Regions from separate parts of the Homo sapiens genome. Here region 1 is linked to region 2. Evidence: read pairs that join two places in POLR2A ChIA-PET (ENCODE). Cell type or tissue: Panc1. All regions are shown on one strand. Each heading gives the region's core, and the rest is flanking DNA. Links, peaks and the distances in the headings are about the cores only.

Region 1 (5,381 bases), core at 262-5,261, 85 kb before region 2:
GTCGTTAGAATGCAACAATATAGAGTCTACATAGAACCCCAGAATACCAAATTTGAAAGCTACAACAAAAATGCCCCATAGCAATCTGAGTAATTTAAAGAACAAAGATGTAAAAAATAAGGCATTCTTACTACTGTATTATATGACTTAAACTTTTGTTTAAGGACAAAATGTTTGGTTGGGTGCAGTGGCCGGTACCCAAATAAAAAACGAAAAACAAAAATACTTTCTCCATATTAAAAAAAAAAATTTTTTTTGAGACAGGGTCTCACCCAGGCCAGAGTGCAGTGGTGCAATCATGCCTCACTGCAGCCTTAATTTCCTGGGCTCAAGCAATCCTGACTCAGCCTCCCAAGTAGCATATACTACCACACTTGGCTAATTTGTCTGTTTTTTTTCTTTTCTTTACTTTCAACCAATGCACACTGGCTGATTTTTTTTTTATTTGTTTTTTTTACTTTTTGTAGAGATGGGGTCTCACTCTGTTGCCCAGGCTGGTCTCAAACTCTGAGGCCCAAGTGATCCTCCCACCTCAGCCCCCCAAAAAGCTTGAATTATAGGCATGAGCCACCGCACCCAGCCAAAACATTTTTTAAAAGCAGACTTAAGGCCAGGTGCAGTGGCTTGCATCTGTAATCCCAGCACTTTGGGAGGCTGAGGCAGGTGTTTGAGGCCAGCCTGGCCAACATGGCAAAACCCCGTCTATAGTAAAAATACAAAAATAGGGCCAGGCACGGTGGTTCAAGCCTGTGATCCCAGCACTTTGGGAGGCTGAAGCGGGCGGATCACCTCAGGTCAGGAGTTCAAGACCAGCCTAGCCAACATGGTAAAACCCTGCCTCTACTAAAAATACAAAAAAATTAGCTGGGTGTGGTGGCACACGCCTGTAATCCCAGCTACTTGGGAGGCTGAGGCAGGAGAATCACTTGAACCCGGGAGGCAGAGGTTGCAGTGAGCCAAAATTGTACCACTACACTCCAGCCTAGGCGAGAAAGCGAGAACTTGTCTCAAAATAATAATAATAATAAAGCAGATTTGAGAAAAGAATCTAATTTCCTAATGGTTAAAAAGTCAAATAAAAAGAGTAGGGCAAAAAACAGGAACATTTAAAATAAAATGTAACAATATTAGACCAGCACCACAGCTTATGCCTATAATCCCAGCACTTTGGGAGGCTGAGGCAGGTGGATTGTTTGAGGTCAGTAGTTTGAGACCAGCTAACATGGCGAACCCTTGTCTCTTTTAAAAATACAAAAATTAGCCAGGTGTGGTAGTACGTGCCTGTAATGCCAGCTACTTGGGAGGCTGAGGCAGGAGAATCGCTTGAACCCAGAAGGTGGAGCTTGCAGTGAGCTGAGATCGTGCCACTGCACTCCAACCTGGGCAATAGAGCGAGACTCTATCTCAAAAAAAAAAAAATGAAGAAGAAGAAAAAAGAGAACTTGTCAATGGATACTAAAGTAAGGTATATATTGGCCAAGGTACATACAAAGGAATATCCAGAGACTAGTCACGCTCTCTTTTTTTTTTTTTGGAAGACAGGGTCTCACTCTGTCACCGAAGCTGGAGTACAGTGGCACAATCATGGCTCACTGTATGCTTGAACTCCTGGGTTCAAGTGATCTTCCTGCCTCAGCCTCCTGAGTAGCTGCGACTACAGGCACATGCCACCACACCCAACTAATTTTTTTTAGAGACAGCATCTCACTATGTTGCACAGCCTGGTCTTGAATTCAAGGCCTCAAGCAGTCCTCCCACATGGGCCTCCCAAAGTGCTGGGATTACAAGCATCAGCTACCGCACCTGGCCTACTCTCCCTTATTTAATGAAAACACAATAATCAGTAATAAGCTACACTGCACTCTAGCCTGAGTGACAGAGCAAGACTCTGTCACACACACAAAAAATAATAATAATAATAAGCTATAAAGAAAACATATAAATCTTATATTAGAAAAATTTTAGACTTTTCAAAGTGCTTCACATTCATATTCTATCACACCATTGCAAAATATCCTAACAGTAAGTGACAAATCCAAAATTACAAAAGTAGTTGATCAGATCTGAAACCTGATTCAAAAAACATGTTTGCTCTATGGGAGGAAATATAAATATGTATAAATTCCTTCTTTATGCTAATTTTCTTACTCATTCCTAGTTAAAATATCACTTATCAGACCTAGGCTATTGCAAACATGGAAGTAAAATTCAGTAAAACAAAGCCAAAAGTACCACTTTTTTTATTTAGCCAGTCTACCCTTCAACCAGGAATCATATGAAAAACATTCCATCAATGTTCTGTGTGTTTAAGACTGTGCTGGGCACTGGGGTGACTAGAAGAGAATTCAAATAGCGTTCTTTGCTTTTCAGAAAGTATGCACTCCATTTGATAAAAAGACAAGAAAAAAAGAAAACAAAGCCAAGCTGTGTTCAAACAATCCTCCTAAAGGAAGAAAACTTACTGTGTGGTTCTGTAAAACTCCAGGTAACAAGGATACCAAGAAGTGAGATAGCAGAGTTTAGTCTGAAACAACCTCATGGGGAAAAAAAAAAAATGAAATCTGAGCTGAACATTGAAGGATGGACAGGAATTAGAAAAGCACAAAGGAGGAATTAAAGCATTCAGGCAGAGACTGGCAGAAATAAAGGCCAAGAAGTGGGAAGAAGCATGATACACACAGAAGAGACTGAGGTGACCTGCCTGGAACATAGGTGCATGCAGAGGCATAATGGGAAAGAGTTTGGTAAATCAAGTGGGGTCAGCTCCCAATAGACTGCTGGGTCACAGAGACATGCTGTTAGAATATTAAAATCATCGAATATTTAAACTTGAAAGAATCTAAAAGATTTTCTAGCCATTTCTTTTTCAACAGATGAGGAAATCAAGGATCTATAGGAAAGCTAATGGCTAGGATAGGGACAAAGGCACTGAATAGCAGAACAAAACTAAGACCCCCGCTAAGGAACTCCAATTCAGTAGAAAAGTATTGTGTCTTGGGAACTGGAAGAGATTGGTTTCCGGGGGGAGTGGAACATCACAGTGGCATTACAACTAAGCAATGACCACTATGTTTTGCCAGAAGTAATCACTTTCAAGAAAACAGCAATCAAGCAGAGGCAGGAGCTACTTTTCAGAGTTATAAAGGAAATGGGTGGATAAACAGTAGAGGCGGTGAGTATCTGGCAACAACAACAACAAAAAAGACTGGTCCACAGAGAGAGAGCTGCAGGACCAAGTAAACGTCTGATTTCCAAGAGAAAGGAAATCTTAGCCTGAAAAGTGAAAAGAAAGCAGCCAACATAAAGACTAAATTAGTTCCCAGACAGATAAGGTGGAAAGTGTAAGGGAGTGCAGAGAACTGAGGAACAGCTGGAAGAAATCTTTCTAAAGGATGAATTCCGGGCCGGGCACGGTGGCTCATGCCTGTAATCCCAGCACTTTGGGAAGTCAAGGCAGGTGGATCACGACATCAAGAAATTCAGACCCATCCTGGCTAGCACGGTGAAACCCTGTCTCTACTAAAAATACAAAATTAGCTGGGCGTGGTGGCATGCGCCTGTAGTCCCAGCTACTTGGGAGGCTGAGGCAGGAGAATCGCTTGAACCCAGGAGGCAGACGTTGCAGTGAGCTGAGATCGCGCCACTGCACTCCAGCCTGGGCGACAGAGTGAGACTCCATCTCAAAATAAATAAATAAATAAAAATTTAAAATAACAATAATAATAAATTAAAAAATTCCGAAGCAAAGAATAAGCATTATTGTGCTCGATTCAGCACCACATATACTAAAATTGGAAGAATAAGCATTATTTCTCACTCACCATAAAGAATTCGTCACCATAAAAGAGTACTCATTTTCAACTACTATAAGGCCTTATAAAAATTACACACCAGGCTTGAAGAATGAGGCTAGGAGATATTTTTTAAATCCAAAAAGCTTCAGTTTTGCAAATCTATTTGTCTAATCAGTATGTGGTTTGTAATTTCGAAGATACTTGCCAATCATTTTATACTGTGAATCACTCACCGCATATTCAACGTACATTCAGATGAACACTCAATGTATGAGAACAACAAATATGCTACTACAACCTCTAAAATCAGAGTTTATTCCATAACATATTCTTTAAATTGGGTTTTTTGGCTTTTATGTACTACTTTTGCTTGATCAGATATGGAAAATATAATTGCTTTAAATGAACATATTTACAACAAATCATTTTGGGATGGAGTTCTTTTTAATTCTTTTTTTTTTTTTTTTAGTTCAAATATCCATAGTTTTCCCATACTTCCCTTCAGAAATAAAGCTCTACAGGAACCAGTGGGGCATACAGAACTAGGGGAGATACACAGAAGGTTCTAATTTGCTTAGAAACTGGGTTAATGAACCACAATTAAAAGCTACACATGGCCGGGCGTGGTGGCTCACGCCTGTAATCCCAGCACTTTGGGAGGCCAAGGCAGGTGGATCACCTGAAGCCAGGAGTTGGAGACCAGCCTGGCCAACACGGTGAAACCCCCGTCTCTACTAAAAATACAAAAATTAGGCAGGCGTGGTGGTGGGCGCCTGTAATCCCAGCTACTTGGGAGGCTGAGGCAGGAGAATGGCTTGAACCCAGGAGGCAGAGGTTGCAGTATGCTGAGATCTCCCCATTGCACTCCAGCCTAGGAGACAAGAGCGAAACTCTGTCTCAAAAAAAAAAAAAAAAAAGCTACACACCTACAATTTGTCAGTTTCAATTAGAAACTTGCTATTTGGCACCACGAAGGCAGGTTAAGGAGAGATGTAAGATTTAACTGATAACATTCAGCTTTCTGGCTGTCCACCTGTGCAACTGTCATTTCCCTAACCAAGGAGGTGATTACTTCTAAAATTGGTAATACTCATTCAACTTAGACCCTAAATACTAGGTTTAGCTGCAATATTATCAGGTTAAGGAATTTTATATTACCCACAAGAATGTGAGCTCAAAATGTCAATATGGCACACATCCACTTCTTTTAACTGAGTCTACTGCACTAAGTTGCTAAGCGATACCCATCAGAGTGCAATATGTCTGTAATCAGCAGTGGCTAGAAATGCATTTCTGCTTTAATCACACCGAATATTAGAAATCCAACCAAAACAGCAATCATAAACAGAGTTGCCATCTTTAGACATGCACATGCTCCCTGGGGGCGTTAAGTGGTCCAACAGGCAAACTCTTAGCTGTAATAAGAAGGAAAGCTTAACTCCCCCTGGGCCCAGTAAAGCAAAGTACAGATAATATAATCCAAAATTCAAAAGTTTTATAAACAGTTGAAACTATTAAGATTCTTTTTTTTTTTTTTTTTTTCTGAGATGGAGTCTCGCTCTGTCACCCAGGCTGGAGTGCAGTGGC
Region 2 (5,381 bases), core at 142-5,141:
CACCAACCACATGGGACCTTTGAGTACTTCAAATGTGGCTAGTCCACATTGAGGCAAGCTGCAAAAGAAACCACTGATTTTTCTTAACATAAAATGAGAAAACCACTGATTTTTCAAAGACATAGTAAATATGTATATATACATAAATAAGTAGCTCAATATTTTTATACTACCATGTTGAAAATATTTTTGATATATTGAATTAAATAACATATATTATGCTTAATTTTCAGCATAATAAATTATGCTTATTATGCATAATATAACTATATTGTATTACGGGTCTTGCTATGTTGCCCAGTGTGGTCACAGACTCCTGGCCTCAAGTTATCCTCCCATCTCAGCCTCCCGAGTAGCTGGATTACAGGTGCAAGCCACCATGCCCAGTTTATTATGCTTAATGTCATCTGTTTCTTTTTACTTATCTTAATGTGGATACTAGGAAATTTAAAATTACAGATGAACTCCCATTTGTGGCTTACATTATATTTCTACTCAACAGTACAAATCTAAACCTAGAAGATAATGGAGCAATGTATTCAACATTTGGAGATAAAGTGCTATTTCATCTAGAAGCCTGTACTCAAACCATACCAACAGATAAGAAACCAAAATATATTTTCTGATAAGATCTCAACTTTCTCCCCATCTTTGTATTATTTCTCAAAATGACAACAGAAGATAGGGTTCACCAAATCAAGAGAGTCACTAAATCTAGAAGAGACAAAGGAAATTGCCAACATAACAATAAAGGCAAGTCCCAGGACAACTGCACAGCAGGTCTTAGAGAACCATCACACCAGACTGAAGAAAGAGAACACAGACCCCCAGGAGGGGTATCTCCAAGAAGAAACAAAGCCAATGGAATACTGACAGAATTGAATATATGGAGAAAAGATCTTTAGTTCTGTAGGAGAGTTTGAGGATTATGACATGTAATTTCTCATTTCTAGCTAGGAGATAAATAGAAAACTAAACAAAAGGGAAAAGTAGCTACTAACTTCAGAAAAAACAAAAGCTGTCAAGAAAGAAAATATAATTCTTGTACCCATGTGACCCAACTATGGATATTTACATAATCATAATAATGTAAACATGGAACAATGGTTTAATCAAAAAGGTTCCTATAATTATATTGGAAGATTAAAGAAAGGAAGGGGCTTGTGAGTGTCATGGGAATGGGGATGACGAATACCAATTTTAAAAGCTGAACCACTGGGCTGGGCATCATACCCCATGCCTGTAATCCAAATACTTTGGGAGGCAAAGGAGGGAGAATCACTTGGGCCCAGGAATTCAAAACCAGACTGGGCAATATAGGAAGACCCCATCTCTACAGAAAATTACCAAAAAAAAAAAAAAAATTAGTTTGGCATGGTGGCATGCACCTGTAGTTACAGCTACTCAGGAGGGTGAGGTGGGAGGATCCGTTGAGTCCAGGAGTTTGAGGCTGCAGTGAGCTATGATTATGCCACTGCACTCCAGCCTGAGCAACAGAGTGAGACTGTCTCTAATTTTAAAAGAATTTTTAATAAAAAATAAAGCTGAATTATCTTCTATGTAGGAAATTCGAAAATATCTAAAACTAGGCTGGGCGCAGTGGCTCACATCTGTAATCCTAGCACTTTCGGAGGCCGAGTCAGGCAGATCACTTGAGGTCAGGGGTTCGAGACGAGCCTAGCCAACATGGTGAAATTCTGTCTCTACTAAAAGTACAAAAATTAGCTGGGCATGGTGGTGGGCACCTGCATTCCCAGCTACTCGGGAGGCTGAGGCAGGAGAATTGCTTGAACCCAAGAGGCAGAGATTGCAGTGAGCCAAGATGGTGCCACTACACTCCAGCCTGGGTGACAGTGCAAGACTCTGTCTCAAAAAAAAAAAAAAAAATTACATAAAACTGAAAAAAGAAAACTGTGATGGTATAAAATAAGGAACATATCTAGAAACAGATGAAAATACCAGAATAAACAGCCAAAGTTATTAGAGCAGTTGCCTTGAGGATGGGAATCAGGAATGAGAAAGGACCAGGGACCTTGCTGTTTTCCATAAAACCTTTATAGTATCATTTGCCTTTTTTAAATGGTGCATATACTCCTATGATTAAAATAAAATTTAAAAGAAAGAAACCCTCTACATAAAGGCAAAAAGAATGCCTATTCAGTGTAATCAAAATTCTGATTTCTGGTTTTATAATTGGTCTAAAGTGGTGAATTAATACCTTTATTTAATTGAAAAAAGTTGGGGGGACTGCTCTACTGTGAGCCAGTTTCATTTTGTTCTTCATAGAATTTTAGGGATACCTCATCTTTCAAAACCTGTCTATAAACCAAAGCACATTCCCACTGGGCTTTTCTTTACACCTTTTGTGAAGACCAAATTATAGCATAGATGAAACTCAGATCATTTCCCACGATTCTTTTCAAAGACTATATCAAGTAATATTAATTATATGTTTCATTTCAAACTAATCGTTTAAACCTACAGGTCATAATGCTGATTCCACTTTGGATCGAGCATATTCTTCACAGTATCTATAGAATGGCATTGCCCAGATCCATCAACCACCACCTTAGCAAATGGATCAGGAAGTCCTGTGAAAAAGATTTTTGAAATTAATAATTTGACATGTGAGATAGATTATACAAACATTCCATTTGCTACAAAAGATTATTCCATTATTTTTAAAAAAGTTTAACAGCTATAAATGAATATTCCATTTTTTTAAAAAAGACTAAAAGTTACTTCTATATAAAACACCAAAACTATACTTGTCTCGTTTCTGCCTCAAAATGTTCCCAGTTTAAACTACCAAAATCTAGAGACTAATTCATAAGGTGGAAGTTTTTGTAAGTTGTTACCAGCCCTCTGACCCCAGGAAGGTGAATTCTTGTAACCATTCATGGCTTTTTCTTTCCAAATGTCTCCCTCAGTAGCTCATTTAAAGGAGAGCTTATTAGAGGTTTTTATACAGGAACACAGGCTACAGAGAAATCAAATTAGAAAATGGGTTTTGCTGAATAACTACCAAGAAAAATGAGACCGAAACAAAAGATGTAACACTCTGGCTTAAAAGAGCTTACTATCTAAGTGGAAAGATTAAAAAATACTATACGCAAAACAAAAACAAAAACCAGAAACAAAAATACCTGAGAATAAACAAGTGCTTAGTGATACTGATTATAATGTAAACGCATATCACTATGTTAGGTACTATTCTAAATACTTTACATTCATCCTTAATCCTTACAATAACCCTCTAAGGTAGATATTATTATTTTCCCTATTTTACTGATGAGGAAACTAAGGCACAAGGGGGTCAATTAAGTAGCCCAAGGTCACACAGTAGTAAGTGGCAGAGCCAGGGTCTAAAGTATAGATGCTAAACCCATCTGGCTCTCGACTTCATGATCTTAACCACTATGCTGGATTTTACCTCTCATTTACTACATGGTTCAACAGTGAGTACAAGTAAGAGCTCAGAAAATCAGGAGAACAACTTGAATCTGAACAGTAAAGAAAGGGCTTTAGGGGAGAGGGGAACTCATCTGGGCTTTAAAGCAGGGGTCTCCAACCCCTGGACCATGGGCCGGTACAAGTTTGTGGCCTGTTACAACCGGGCCACACAGCAGGAGGTGAGCAGCAGGAGAGCAAGCATTATGGCCTGAGCTCCACCTTCTGTCAGATCAGCAGCAGCATTAGATGCTCATAGGAGCTGGAACCCTATTGTGAACTGCGCGTGCAAGGGATCTAGGTTGTGCGCTCCTTACAAGAATCTAATGCCTGATGATCTGAGATGGAACAGTTTCATCCCAACACATCCCCTGCTCCCCACATCCTTGGAAAAACTGTCTTGCACAAAACCAGTCCCTGTGCCAAAAAGGTTGGGGACTGCTGCTTTAAATACATACAGGAAAAGGAGGACTTTCCTAGCAATGGAAGAGCGCCAACGAGGGTATGACAATGTAGTATTTAAAAGACTTTGAAGAGTCTAACCAAAGAGTTTGTGCTAAGGTGTAAAAGTAAATACTGTTGGAAATATGCATGAGCCAGTAAGAGGAGCTTAGAAGTCAGACAATAGGGCTTGGACTGATTGAGGTAGATAACAGGGAGCCATTTCAGGTTCTTGAGCATGGCTGTAATTACAGTCATATTTTCCTATCAGTGGTATTCAGGGCCCACTAGGAGAAAGAAAGATTAGAGGCGACCATATATGAAGCTGTTGTAATCATCCAACAGTAGGATGAAAAGACCCTGAACGAGGAAAGTCATATGGAAAGGGAAAGGAAATGAAAATTAAGAGAGCTATTCTGAAAGATCTAATACAAATCAATAAGAAACTTGTATCAAAGATGACAATACAGTTTTCGGCCCAAAGCCATAATGAAAATGATTTTTTTGACAAAAATTTAAAAGGTGGAACTAAAAATGTTAGACAAAAATGACACTTCACATGTTAGACATATTGGAATACAGTAGATTTCCTGTGGACAGCTGAAAATAGTACAACAAAACAGTGTTAAGTGTTGGTGACTGGAGAAATTTTGCATGTTGGTATCAATGCTAATTTTTTTAAGATACTAATTTGCCAAGGTTCAAGGACAGACAAATCACCTATCAGTTCCCCAATTCTATGATTCTGTGATCTATCACCTTCAAATAATAAAGGAAGACCAAAACTTAAGGGTTATGTTTCAAACAAACTTGGTAAGTTAGGGTATTAAATCTATTTGACTATATTGTTCTTGAAGCTGAGTGTTATGCATAGTATTTCAATAACACCTAACCATTTATAAATGTGTTCAATGGAAGAATGTTTTTACCTCCACCCTCAATTCATGAAGTATTTCCTCCTGGGAAGTATTTACTCCATCTTGTTACTTCCGCTCTACTACTTAAACATATAAATTTATGTTTATAAGCAAAAACAAAAAATCACATTTCTATACTTTCCCTTTGGGTGTTATTAAACTAGTTGAAGAATTAAATCTCTCTGCTGGTTTCTTGCTTTTTTAAAAAATTAAAATAAAAAGAATTAAAAATTAGTCAGGCACAGTGGCTCATGCCTGTAATCCCAGCACTTTGGGAGGCTGAGGCGAAAGGATCACTTGAGCCCAGGAGTTTGAGACCAGCCTGGGCAACACAGTAAGACCCCACCTCTACAAAAAAAATTTAAAAGTTAGCCAAGGGTGGTGGCATACGTCTGTAGTCTCAGCTACTCAGGAGGCTGAGGTGGGAGGATCGCTTGAGCCTGGGAGGCTGAGGCTGCAGTAAGCCACGATCATGCCACTGCACTACATCCTGGTTGACAAAGCAAGACCGTATCTCAGGGGGGAAAAAAAATTAAGGATTAAGAAAAACATCTGACAAAGGACTAATATCCA

What was found. ChIA-PET counts read pairs that join two places held together with the same protein. Peaks named below come from ENCODE experiments on the same cell type or tissue, not always from the same donor. Only the 100,000 strongest peaks of a DNase experiment are listed, where the experiment ranks them.
Region 1: POLR2A ChIA-PET joins it to region 2 with 6 read pairs; 9 of 35 experiments call an interaction of 5 or more read pairs at or near these places.

The regions. Positions count from the first base shown.
Region 1 is chr17:31,098,889-31,104,269 of GRCh38, reverse strand. All of the region lies in intron 1 of NF1 (neurofibromin 1), which reads right to left. Among named protein-coding and RNA genes, the nearest start is that of MIR4733HG, 6.1 kb to the right of the region's middle. RefSeq lists a silencer at 426-607. In Panc1, for the core only: no CTCF peak of the experiment used is centred there; no DNase peak of the experiment used is centred there; H3K27ac peaks cover 450 bases.
Region 2 is chr17:31,014,105-31,019,485 of GRCh38, reverse strand. It overlaps the pseudogene LOC107984974. Among named protein-coding and RNA genes, the nearest start is that of RNF135, 46 kb to the right of the region's middle. In Panc1, for the core only: CTCF peaks have their summits at 3,440 and 3,647 (motif pointing left); no DNase peak of the experiment used is centred there.